Linked DNA regions of Homo sapiens: region 1 is linked to region 2. A link is a contact called in ENCODE Hi-C or POLR2A ChIA-PET data. All regions are on one chromosome and are shown on one strand. The core of a region is the stretch at or near the end of the contact, and the rest is flanking DNA. Distances in the headings are between cores, read along the strand shown. Region 1 holds the start of DERL3 (derlin 3). Region 2 holds the start of LINC01659 (long intergenic non-protein coding RNA 1659).

The links. Hi-C counts contacts between places; a loop is a spot of excess contacts on that map. ChIA-PET counts read pairs that join two places held with the same protein, here RNA polymerase II (POLR2A).
Region 1: a loop to region 2 is called in a map of prostate gland, with 4 times the contacts of the local background. The contact joins the promoter of DERL3 here to the promoter of LINC01659 in region 2. A Hi-C loop is called at or near these places in 1 of 168 maps with a recorded cell type or tissue (prostate gland). POLR2A ChIA-PET finds 5 or more read pairs at or near these places in 1 of 52 experiments (WTC11).

The regions. Positions count from the first base shown.
Region 1 is chr22:23,837,202-23,842,871 of GRCh38, forward strand. It overlaps DERL3 (derlin 3), which reads right to left and starts at 1,805. Exons shown (of 7, transcript NM_001002862.3): 1 at 1,694-1,805; 2 at 1,510-1,575; 3 at 1,363-1,436; 4 at 1,151-1,244; 5 at 458-653. The coding sequence starts at 1,786. SMARCB1 (SWI/SNF related BAF chromatin remodeling complex subunit B1) reads left to right here. Exons shown (of 9, transcript NM_003073.5): 9 at 1-808. RefSeq lists a silencer at 1,728-2,030 and an enhancer at 5,009-5,566.
Region 2 is chr22:23,432,314-23,437,663 of GRCh38, forward strand. LINC01659 (long intergenic non-protein coding RNA 1659) reads left to right here and starts at 1,251. Exons shown (of 3, transcript NR_110538.1): 1 at 1,251-1,748; 2 at 2,247-2,417; 3 at 2,511-2,758. RefSeq lists an enhancer at 3,339-4,030.

The sequences.
Region 1 (5,670 bases), core at 555-3,054, 410 kb after region 2:
CCTAGACCAGCAGAGCCTGCCCCAGGCCCCCATCCACAGCCTGGTGGCCCTGCAGGCCCCACAGCATGAGTGCCCCAAAGCCTTGCACAGAGTGCCAGCCCCGGGTTGGCCGTGAAGGACAAGCTTAAAAGGCCCAGAAGCAGGCAGGACCCAGGGAGGGGAGGGCCTGAGAATAGTGGAGGAGTGGGAGCCATGGGGCAGGAACCCTGACCCTCCCATCCTCACTCCCATCAGGACCGTGCAAGCATCAGTAGATCCGTCCTGACGATGCAAATTATGTGGGCCGGCTGGCTTGAGGGGCTGTAAGAGCACAGCAGCTGGGAGGGCAGGAAGATGGGGATGGAGCCAGGTGTGAGGAGAACTCCAGCAAGGATGGGAGAGGGGCCCCAGGGCATAAGCAGCGTGTCCTGAGGGGAGTGGCCAGCCTGGGGCGGACTAGATGTACCGGGAGGCTCACCCAGCAGGTCCACGAGGATGGAGTTGCCCAGCAGCAGCGAGAAGCCCATGAGCGCCCAAGGCAGGAACGGTGCCTGGAAAGTGAGCAGGCCGAAGAAGTTGACCCTCACCCGAGGGCTGCGGCGGCTCCACACGTACACCAGCATGGCCATGAGGGCCTGGCCCAGGAAGAACAGGCTGCCCAGGAGTCCCAGCAGCTGGGCCAGAGTCAAGGTGCTCCGGTGCAGGCCTCAGCCCAAGCCCAGGGCCCCTCTGACTTCCCAAGACCCTGGAATTCTTCCCCTCATCTCCCCTATGTGCTATTCCCTCATCAAGATGAGCCAGTCCAATAAAGGCGACACACTCCACGGGCTTCAGGTCCCACGAAATCTGCCCTGCACACCTACAGCCTCATCCCAGGGCCCAACCACTGCCTGTCCCTGCCCCAGTTTCTCCCGGCTACTCGCATTCAGGGCTCAGCTAGTGGCCCTGACAACCCACCTGGCTCTTTTGTGCATGGCTTTGTATTTTGCATACAGCACTGAAGATCTAGCCCTGACCCCTGCAGCTGAGCACAGAGTGGGCCCTCAACACATACTAAGCTGGAGACAGCGACTGTGTCCCTCTCTGGCATGGCTGTGTTGGCCCCAGGACCAACACAGGCTGGACGCCGAGGCGCCCTAGCCCGAGGTTCCAGAGCCTGCGGGAAGGATACGGTCATAAGGACGCCCCCGAAGAGAAACATGAAGACGAAGTCGGCCGTGCGGCCGCGGAAGGAGCCCTCTTCCAGCATGCGGCAGTAGCGGAACCTACGGCGTCGGTATAGGAAGTGCCACCAGGCGGGGCCTCAGTTTCCCCGTCCCGGCCTCTCTCCCAGCCCGGCCGGCCTGCCCTCCACCCAGCCCGTGTCCGCAGGGCGCAGGATACACGAAGAGCATGTTGAAGAAGAAGCTGAATCCCAGGGGCCCGAAGAAGAGGAAGTTGGTGACGAGCCTCCAGACCTACGGGGGACGGGCGGTCAGGTGCGGGGTGGGTGGGTCGGGCCCACAGGTGCGCGGCGCGGGGCGGCCTCACCTGGAACTTCCGGAACACAAGGTGCGGGTTGAAGTAGAGTTGAAAGGGGCTGAGGAGCTCCAGCTGCTGTGGAACCAGGGGCCAGTCAAGAGCTGCCCGGGAGCCACGCCGTAACCATGGCGACCCTCACCCCTCCCGCCAGAGGCTGTAACCAAGGCGACGTCCGGTCCGCCCGGCCGCTTACCACCGCGGCGGTGGTGAGGACACAGGCTGCGGTGTAAGCCCGCGTCACCGCCGGCACCTGCAGGAACTCGGCCGCTAGTCCCTGCCACGCCATTGAACCTTCTCAAGCACGCGTGGCCCAGCCAGCAACGCGCTCTTTAACCCGCCTCCCAGCCCCGCCTTCGGCCAATCCGCATCCGAGGCGCTGCGCGCCCCAGGCTGAAAAGAGAGCCCCTGAGCCCGACAGCCAATGGAAGGAAGAAGAGGGAAATTAGGGGCGGAAAGGGAGAGTGGGCGGGTAGAGGCTGGTGGCCAATGGGCAGGCGCCAAGGTTGAGCACGTGGCGGTTGTTGTGGCTGCGGTGGTGGCGCGGGAGAACGTGTGGCCAATGAGGAACTGGTCATTTCGCGGCTTTCTAGGAGAGGACCAGTAGCGTGGACCCACGACACCACGGGGGCGGGGCTAAGATCGTATGGGTTACAGGAGCGAAGACCCGAGCAGGCGAGGCAAAACTGGAAAGGGCGGGGCGCGTGGGCGGGGCGCGGAGTGTGGCGGCTCAGACCGTGCTGGCTCACTAACTGACGACCTAGCCACAACGTTGTCCTCGCTGCCAGCCCAAGACAGGCCCACCTAACCCACAGCAGGGAGGCATTCGGGAATGTGTCCAAACCTCCCCAAACGTCCAGGGCCCCACTCAAATGTGCCGGCCGCTGTCGGGGTTCTTCCCCGGGGGCCCAAGGAAGGAGAGGCAGGACTGCGGGATTGAGTCCAGGTGGGGCGCGAGGGTTGAGAGGCGCACCAGAGCAAGTGGACAGGCAGGAGAGGTCCTCAATATTTTGGTGGAAAATAGAAACCAACCTACCCACCTTCCTTCCCTCCTTCCCTCCCTCCCTCCCTCCCTTCCTTCCTTCCACCGTTTATTAAACAACTGTTTGCCTGACACTGTTCTAGATGTTGGGGATGTAGCATGCAATAAAAGACACTGTCTCTTAGAGTCCAGCCAGGAGGCAGTCAATACAATAAGCTAGTGCTGACACTTGATGAGAATATTGCCAAGTGAGGGGTGGGGCCACGTGGGCGTCCGCAGTGCCAGGTGGGGTGACCTGGGATACCTCTAAAGTTTGTCACTTTGCAAGCATCCCTGTGTCCATCAGGATGGTAACTGTGAAAAGCAAAACAATAAAACAAAATAAGTGTTGGCGAGGATATGGGGAAATTGGAACCCTTGGGCACCGTTGGTGGGAATATAAAATGGTGCATCCGCTGTGAAAAACAATATGATCATGACTCAAAAAATTAAAAATAGAATTACCGTATGATCCAGCAATGCTGCTTGTGGGTACACATTCAAAAGAATCAAAAGCAGGGACTTGAACAGATGTTCATACACCCATGTTCATGGCCCCATTATTCACAATGGTTCACATCAGTTCACCCACCGATGAGACAGACGAAATGTGCTGTCTACATGCAATGCAATACCATTCAACCTTAAAGGAATGAAATTCGGATACATGATGCAGCATGGATGACCCTTGAAGACATTACACCCAGTAACATAAACCAGTCACAAGGCTGGGCGCAGTGGCTCACACCTGTAATCCCAGCACTTTGGGAGGCCGAGGCGGGTGGATCACCTGAGGTCAGGAGTTCGAGACCAGCCTGGCCAACATGGTGAAACCTCGTCTCTACTAAAAATACAAAAATTAGCTGGGCGTGGTGGCGGGCACCTGTAATCCTGGCTATTCGGGAGGCTGAGGCAGGAGAATTGCTTGAATCCGGGAGATGGAGGTTGTGGTGAGCCGAGATTGCACCACTGCACTCCAGCCTGGGCAACAGAGTGAGACTCCGTCTCAAAAAAAAAAAAACCAGTCACAAAAAGACAAATACTGTATGGTTCCACTTATATGAGAGGGGATCAGGGAGTTATTGTTTAATGAGTGCAGTTCCAGTTTGGGAAAATGAAAAAGTTCTGGAGATGGATGGTGGGGAGGGTTGCATAAGAATGTTTAATACCACTGAACTGAACACTTGAAAATAGTTTGGACAAATTTTATGTTGTGTATATGTTACTAAAATTTAAAAAAAAACAACAAACCTCTGTGTTTGCTGTCAGGGTAGTGGACTGCCAGAGGAATCCTTGAGCAGGGGGAATCCTTAAGGGACAGTGATTACTTTCGGGGCTGGGAGGTGGAACCTGGAGGACAAGGAGGGGTGGGATATGGGTTTGCCTACAGACGGGACAGGGCTGAGAGGGGAGTCCAAGTGGATTCAGAGGCCTGAGCCGCAGAGTGGTTGGATGGTGGTGGTCTTTGTTGAGATGGAGGGCTCGTGGGGAGAAGGTGAGGGGCATAGAGGGTCCTGTTCTGGACTCATCGAATTTGAGGCATCTGTGTGACATCACTTGGAAAAATCTGAGTGTGGTGTTGGGGTAGGGGTTGGAGCAGACAGTCTAAATGTGGGTGCCGTCATCCAGTAGTAGATCAATGGTATTTGTAGCTTTGGGCGTGTGTGAGATGCTCAAGGGGCAAGGGTTGATGGAGAAAAGAGGCCAGGCCTGGGTAGCCTGACCTGCAGTAGCCAGGGAGGGAAGGCAGCCCCAGCTGGGGAGGCCAAGGGAGGCTGAGCCAGGAAAGGGCTTCAGGAGCCAGGCAGTGAGAATCCAGGGAGACGTGGCCCGGGAAGGGACTGTGAATTGCAGCCATGCCAAGGTTCCTGGTAACCAGGATAATGGCAGGCAGGAGGGAGAGGAAGGCACACAAATGGATGTGCCTTAACAAACAAGGGGAGTGCAGCCTTGGAGGGAAGTGTGGAAAACGAGGGATGCTCTGGACAGGGCCCTGAGGTCCCCCGAGGAGACTGGAACTGGCCAAGAGGGAGAACTGGCTGAGAAGGCTCTCAGGTGGATCCCAAGAGCGTGAGGGTCCCACAAGGGCCCTGAGAGGGGTTCCCTGGGGAGTGGGGTGAGACCAGTGCCTAATGACAGTGGGTTCAGGAGCCTTCCTCCCTGCTCTGGAGGGGACGGGGAGAGCCTGGAGTGCTGGAGGGAAGTGCATTTGCTGGAGGGATGTGAGGAGAAGGTCTGGCCTCATACAGCAGGGGTTGGACCAAGACACTGAGGGGTTGGGGGCTGGGAGCAGGGTGAGCGGACCCCCGCAGACAACCTTGGTTTTCCAGCAAAGCAGGCTAAGGTCATGTTGGAAGCATGCCAGGCAGAGCAAATCCCACCCTGGCAGCCACAGTGTGCAGCAGGGCGGGGACCCAGGGCCTCTGACGCCTGGGCGGGCGCCCGGTGGGCACAAAGGAGCCGGTGCAGGAGGTCGGGTTTCATGTCAGCGTGGGGAAGGGGAGATATTCCTCCTCCAGGCACTTAGCAGGCGCTGGCCGGCCCTCAACTCAGGGTCAGGCTGGGGCTAACAGGAGGGGATGTCATTGTCGACAGGGGCGTCTGTCTCCCCTTCGACTGGGGGCCGATAAGGCAGGCGCCCAGATTGGGGGCTGAGAAGCACATTCCTGGGAGGCCAGGAGCCTGGGGCGGGTGGGGGAGGCCAGCCAGGGCTGGGAGGGAGGACATCCAGGGAACAGCAGCTGGGTCCACTGCAGAGGCTCCCTTTCCGGAGCCCCGGGATATCCTCAGATGGGGGAACTGAGGCACGTAAGGATGCAGAACAGGGCCTGGGGCAGACCTCCATTCTTTCTTGTCCAGTCTGAGGCCCAGAACAGGCCACTCTGGAAATACTAGGTCCACTTCTCCTTGGACCCTTGAGCCCCTCCAGATAATTCTTTATAGAGGGAAGCCCTGGGCATCCCAAGTTCCCAGGGTCCTAGAGATGCAGGGTGTGCCTTACCCTAACATCAGGGTGGCAGACCTGTCGGCTGGGCCAGCCTTCTTTCTCCTGTGCTGAGGATGGTGGGTGGGTGGAGACCTGTGGTTCCTCGGCAAGGTGACAATGGGCTCTGCTCCCCATGCCACCTCCCTGGCATTGTGACGCTTCCTGC
Region 2 (5,350 bases), core at 1-2,500:
TTTTTGCCATGGAAAGTTTTAAGCATATATATAAAAATATGGAAAACAGCATCGAGAAGTCCCTGTGAGCCCATCCCACCCTCTTCCCCCTTCCTGGATTATTCTGAAGCAAATCCAAGGTATCGTAATCAATTTAGCTGCAATCATTCAAGTATTGTAGCATGTGTCTCTGAAAGGCTGGTGACTCCATAAAGCCCTAACCAGAGTCCTTTTATTGTGGTAGGACCTGGTCTCGGTGGGTGAGGACAGTGGGGAAAGGGGCAGCGTCCAGCAGGGTGACCACCTGTGCGAAGGAGAAGAGAGACAAAGCACCTGGTGTTGGACCAGACAGGGGGCTCAGGACCTTGGGCTGCAGTTGACCACGTGAGGCCCTTAGCCTCCAGAGAAGGAGCTGGTTTAACATGACCCATGGTTGTGGAGACCTTGCTTCCTAGGTGGGGCTGCCGTGCCCCTACCATCCTCCCACATAAGCACGTTACAGAGATCTGTGGAGCCAAGGGGCTAGTTCACCAAAATAAGACCTGGCCGTGTCCACCACTCTGCTGGTCTGGCTGGGGCTGCCGTCACAGAGCCCCACAGCGGGGGCTGAGACCGCAGATGTGTGTCTCACACAGTTCTGGAGGCTGAAATCTGAGATCAAGGGTCACCGGAGTTGGCCCCTGGGGAGGACTCTCCTCCCGGCTTGTGGACGGCCGCCCCTTGTATTCCTGTGTGGCCTTTCTCCTGTGCACTTGGAGAGCTCTGGTGCCCCTGCTGGATCAGGACCCACCCTTATGACCTTCATCAGACTTGACTTCCCTCCTTAAAGGTCCTATTTCCAAATACAGTCACATGGGGATTAGGTTAGTATCTAAATTTGGGGGACACAGTTCAGACTGTAACAGTTGCTCTGCACAGCCCCGCTCGGTTACATCATAGATGTTTGCACACATCTGTGCACGTGAACTACGTGTTATCTGTTGCACATGCAGCGTTACTAAACAGGGTTCCCTTATACCTCCCGGGGTTCTCGGAGTGGCGTCTTCTCTTTTGCTGGGAACCTTGCCGCCTTTCCTCTCCCTGCCCCTCCCAGCCCGTGGGCCACCTGCTCTCTTCCACGCCTTCCTTTCTCCTCTGCTTGTGCAGCGGAAGGTTCTGCCAGCAGGGGAGTTAGTGAGCAGCCAGTGGAGGGTGTGCCCAGCCTTCCTGCTGCAGACCCGCCCCCAAGTCAACACGGACTTCCCTCCCTGCGCGCCAGAACTTTGCGTTGTTCTTAGTGGCATCTGGGGTCGAGGAGGGCGACTGTCAGCCAGTTGGGGGATGTTTTCTTCTTGGTCTCTCGGCTTCTGCTTCCCTGTGAGCTGGGCAGCCTCAGCCCAGGTCCTATCCGGTACTCAGCTGGCCTCGGTGTGCACAGCGCAGGCTTGAGTGCAGCCGTGGGGGCGGGCGGGGCAGAAGCAGGGCCCCTGGGAACAGCTGAGTCTGAAGGGTCAGAAGCCACGGCCCCTGTGGGGGGCTCTGGGGCAGCCAGGGGAGCTGCTCGTTAGTCGTCTCTGGGGCAGAAGGAAGGGACCTTCACCTGGGTTGGGACTGGGCCTGGGTCCCCAGTCTCACAGGGAGCTCGTCCTGATTGTACCTGCCCGGCTGTGACGGCTGAGCCCGGGCTCCTGGAGGCAAGGCCACCTCAGGCCTCCAGGGCCGGAGCCGCAAGGAGCTGCTGGGTTTCCACAGGGCCACGGGGGCTGCGGCCACACGGAGCGGGAGCACAGGTGGGAAGGGTGTCTGTGAAAAATGAAATCTGTTGCCGCTTCCTCTAGCTTAATTACTGGCATGGTGGTTGCAGAGTTGAAATGCAGCTTTAAAAGCCTTTGTGAGTAATTAGTGTCAAACACACAAGATCTACAAAGCCATAAACTCACAGCTTGGTGATATTACCAAGTACTAATTAAGAAAGAAAAAAGAAAATTCCCTTTCATGATCAAATTTTGAGCCCTGCCAAAGATGAAAAACAAGGCAATTTGCAGCCGATGGCGACGCCGGAGGGTAAGTGGCGTCCACAGGAAGATGGCGGCCGAGCGCGGCGAGCAGGCAGGGTCTGGTTGAGGGCTGGGGTGGTGACGGCGTGATTGTGCCTGGCTACCGGGTTCTCAGCCAGGCAGCACCTGATTCCCAGGAGAGATGGAATCCCAGCTCAGAAAGGGGAGACTCATGCGAGGGCAGAGGCAAGGCACCCGCCCAGAAGGATTGGGGGTCTCCCCATTTCACAGGTGGGGACACTGAAGCTGAGCTCACAGCCAGGAGAGGGACAGCAGAGTGACGGCCGAGACCATCTGCACTGCGAGGGAAGCAGCGCCCACCTTCCTTGGTGGTCCGGGAAGGCCGGACCGGCCCCTTGGGTCCCCACTGGCCTCAGCCACTGTGGGCTCGTCCAGCTTCAGGTAGGCGCCCGGCCACTCACCTGGGAGGCTCTGAGAACGACAGCTTCTGTCTCGTGAGTGACGTGGTGCCCGCTTTCATCCTGGGGCCCACAGCTGCCAGGAGAGGCCAGGCCGAGGTCAGGAGGCTCAGCAGCTGGTTCCATGACTTCCTCTTCGCTGAGGAGGTCAGGACAGAAGCTTCTAGATGACAGGCCGCCCAACTTGGTATAAAACAGCAAATTTCTGTGCCTGTGCTGTCGGGCTGTGAATGACTTCTCGTCTGTTTCATGAGATGCAGCTTCAGCCCAGGGAGCCATCAGATGCAGCCGGGCGAGACGCGGAGCCAAGAGCTGTCCTCGCCCCCCATGTGAGTGACTGGAGAGACGAAATTCTCAAAGTCTTGTCACTTACGGGGATATTTTTAACCCAGGACCAGGGAAGCACAGCTCTCATTGGTGGCCGAGTGCTCTGGCGCTTGGGCAGTGGGCAGCAGCCAGGTTATCGGGACGTGCTCAGGCCCAACAGGACCCCCAGAGCCGCACCTGCCCCCCACAGAGTAGAGCCGGCCCGGGAGCGGCCTTGGTCACATCTAATCCCACCAGCCGCCGACAGTGGAGAGCTGTGCCTGGCCCAGAGATGTGGGCATCACATCCAGGCTGCAAACACACGGGGACCACCTGGCCCCGCCAGGGTTCGCTCTATCCTGGCTTGGCCTGCATGGCCTCTCGCCGTCTGCATGGTCCACTCACCCGAGTCAGGGCTGGGGCATGCAGGGAGTGTGCAGTGACATTGGGCAGAGGGAGGCTGCTCAGGTCCAAGTAGGCAGAGAAACCGCATGCCCAGGCCGCTAAAACCTTGAACTGCAGGAGCCCTGAGCTGCTGTTGCTGTTTTATTGTTTTGTTTTGTTTTGTTGTCAGATGGAGTCTCATTCTGTTGCCCAGGCTGGAGTGCAGTGGTGCGATCTTGGCTCACTGCAACCTCTGCCTCCCGGGCTCAAGTGATTCTCCTGCCTCAGCCTCCCGAGTAGCTGGGATTACAGGCACCCGACACCATGCCTGGCTTTTTTTGTATTTTTAGTAGAGACGGGGTTTTGCCATGTTGGCCAGGCTGGTCTCGAACTCCTGAGCTCAGGTGATCCATCTGCCTTGGCCTCCCAAAGTGCTGGGATTACAGGTGTGAGCCACCGCGCCGGGCTTGTTTTACTGTTTATGACGCGGCTCTGCTGCCGCTAGGACAGATACTTGTACAGCCCGATTCAAAGACTGTGCAGAGGCGTCTCCCAGATACCCCAGGGTGCACTGCAGTCAAGGAAGGCTGCCTGGAGGAGGTGGCCTGGAGCTGGGGCTCACAGGTGAATTAGAGTTTGTCTGGCTGGGTTGGGGAGATGTTTCTGGCCTCAGGATCTCACGTGCTCATGCTCACCGGCTCCAGGGCACCCAGCGTGCAGGGAGAGCAGAGGGGTAGGCCTCGGGCTCCAGGCCAAAGTTGGGGAAAGAGAGTGTCAGACCTGGGCTTGGGGGACGACTCTGATGTCGTCCTCATGGGGGATGGTTGAGTAAAGGGTGGGGTGTGGCTCACTCGTCTGGCCCTCGCCCATGTGGAATGCCCACCGTGCTGGGCCCCGCTGCAGGTGCTGGACGCGCAGCAGTAATGCGGGGGTCCTGCTCCGCCTGGGCACATCTTCCAGCAGGGATTGGAGGGCCGATGGCCAGGCAGGGTCTGTGCTCTGTGTCTAGGTGGTTACGGGGGGAGGCGGGGAGCCTGGGCCTTGGCTGTGGGTGGACCTGTGGCTTGCTGACCTGGTGCCCAGCTGCCCCACCTCCCAAACTGTGAGAAGCCAGGACCAGCCCCATCCTCCATCCAGATGGTCTCTGACGTTGCCCTGGGAGCCGGGGGGGAGGGGTGGGGGATGTTCTAACTGAAGGGCCTGGGCGGCCTAGAGCCCTTCTGTATCTTCTGGCCAATGGTTTTATCTGGTCCACTGCCTCCCAAGCCTGCACATCCCATCACGCGCATTTAAACTGTTAAAAAGTTACTCCCTTGACTAAGCCGGAAATGCTCTCTATGGCCCTGTGGATCTGCGTCCAGTTCCCCACGACATTCCGTTTTTGGAGGCTTTGTGAAGAGGCTGGGGGTTTGTCAGCCCCACTCGGAAGCGAACAGGCTGGTTCCCCGCCCCAGTCCCAGCTTCTCCTGCGGGCAGCTGGCCTGAGAGCCAAGCACTCCCCAGGCCATGGCACCGGGTGGGCAGGACGCTTTCCTGCCAGGCAGGAGGCAGAGCCCTCCCTGGGACCCCGAGTGTCTGTCCTGGGTGGGGACTAGACAGTGACCACCACCTCGACCCCGGGCAAGCCCACCTAGCCCTGCCCCCCCACCAAGCCCTGCTCCACCTACACGAAGCTGCGGCCAGCCCCTTTTGCCCCCAACCTAAATGACTGAGAAGTCTGTTAGGGAGGGCCTCCCTGTCACTCTAAAGAGCAGGAACAGGACATCCCTGCCCCAGGGCACGGAGGCAGCTGGCCATCTGCGAGTGGGACCCGCCACGGTTGGCCAAGCTCAGGCCATATGAGCTGGGACTGGCAGGCAGTTCCTGGCTGCCTCAAATCTGGGGTCCAGACTCTCTGCTGACCTCCCAGAGCCCGGCGTGTCTTTGCACACTCTGTCCTTGTCCCCAGCCTCCTCCCCGCCCCAGGGTGTGCCTGGGACTTTAGGTAGTCTTACCTGTCAGTCATACTTTCTTCTCGGCCAGGGACTGTGGACGGCAGGACGTTCACCCCGTGGTCAGTGGCTGGGCCTTTCTCATGAAGCAGCTTGATTGAGATGTCATCTACAGAGCGTGCAGCCATCATCACAGTCTATCTTGGAATGAATGCCTTTATCACCCTGGAAGGAAACGTGCCCCATAGCCATCCCCTCCCAGCCATCGGCAGCCACTGTCTGTGTTCTGTCTCTA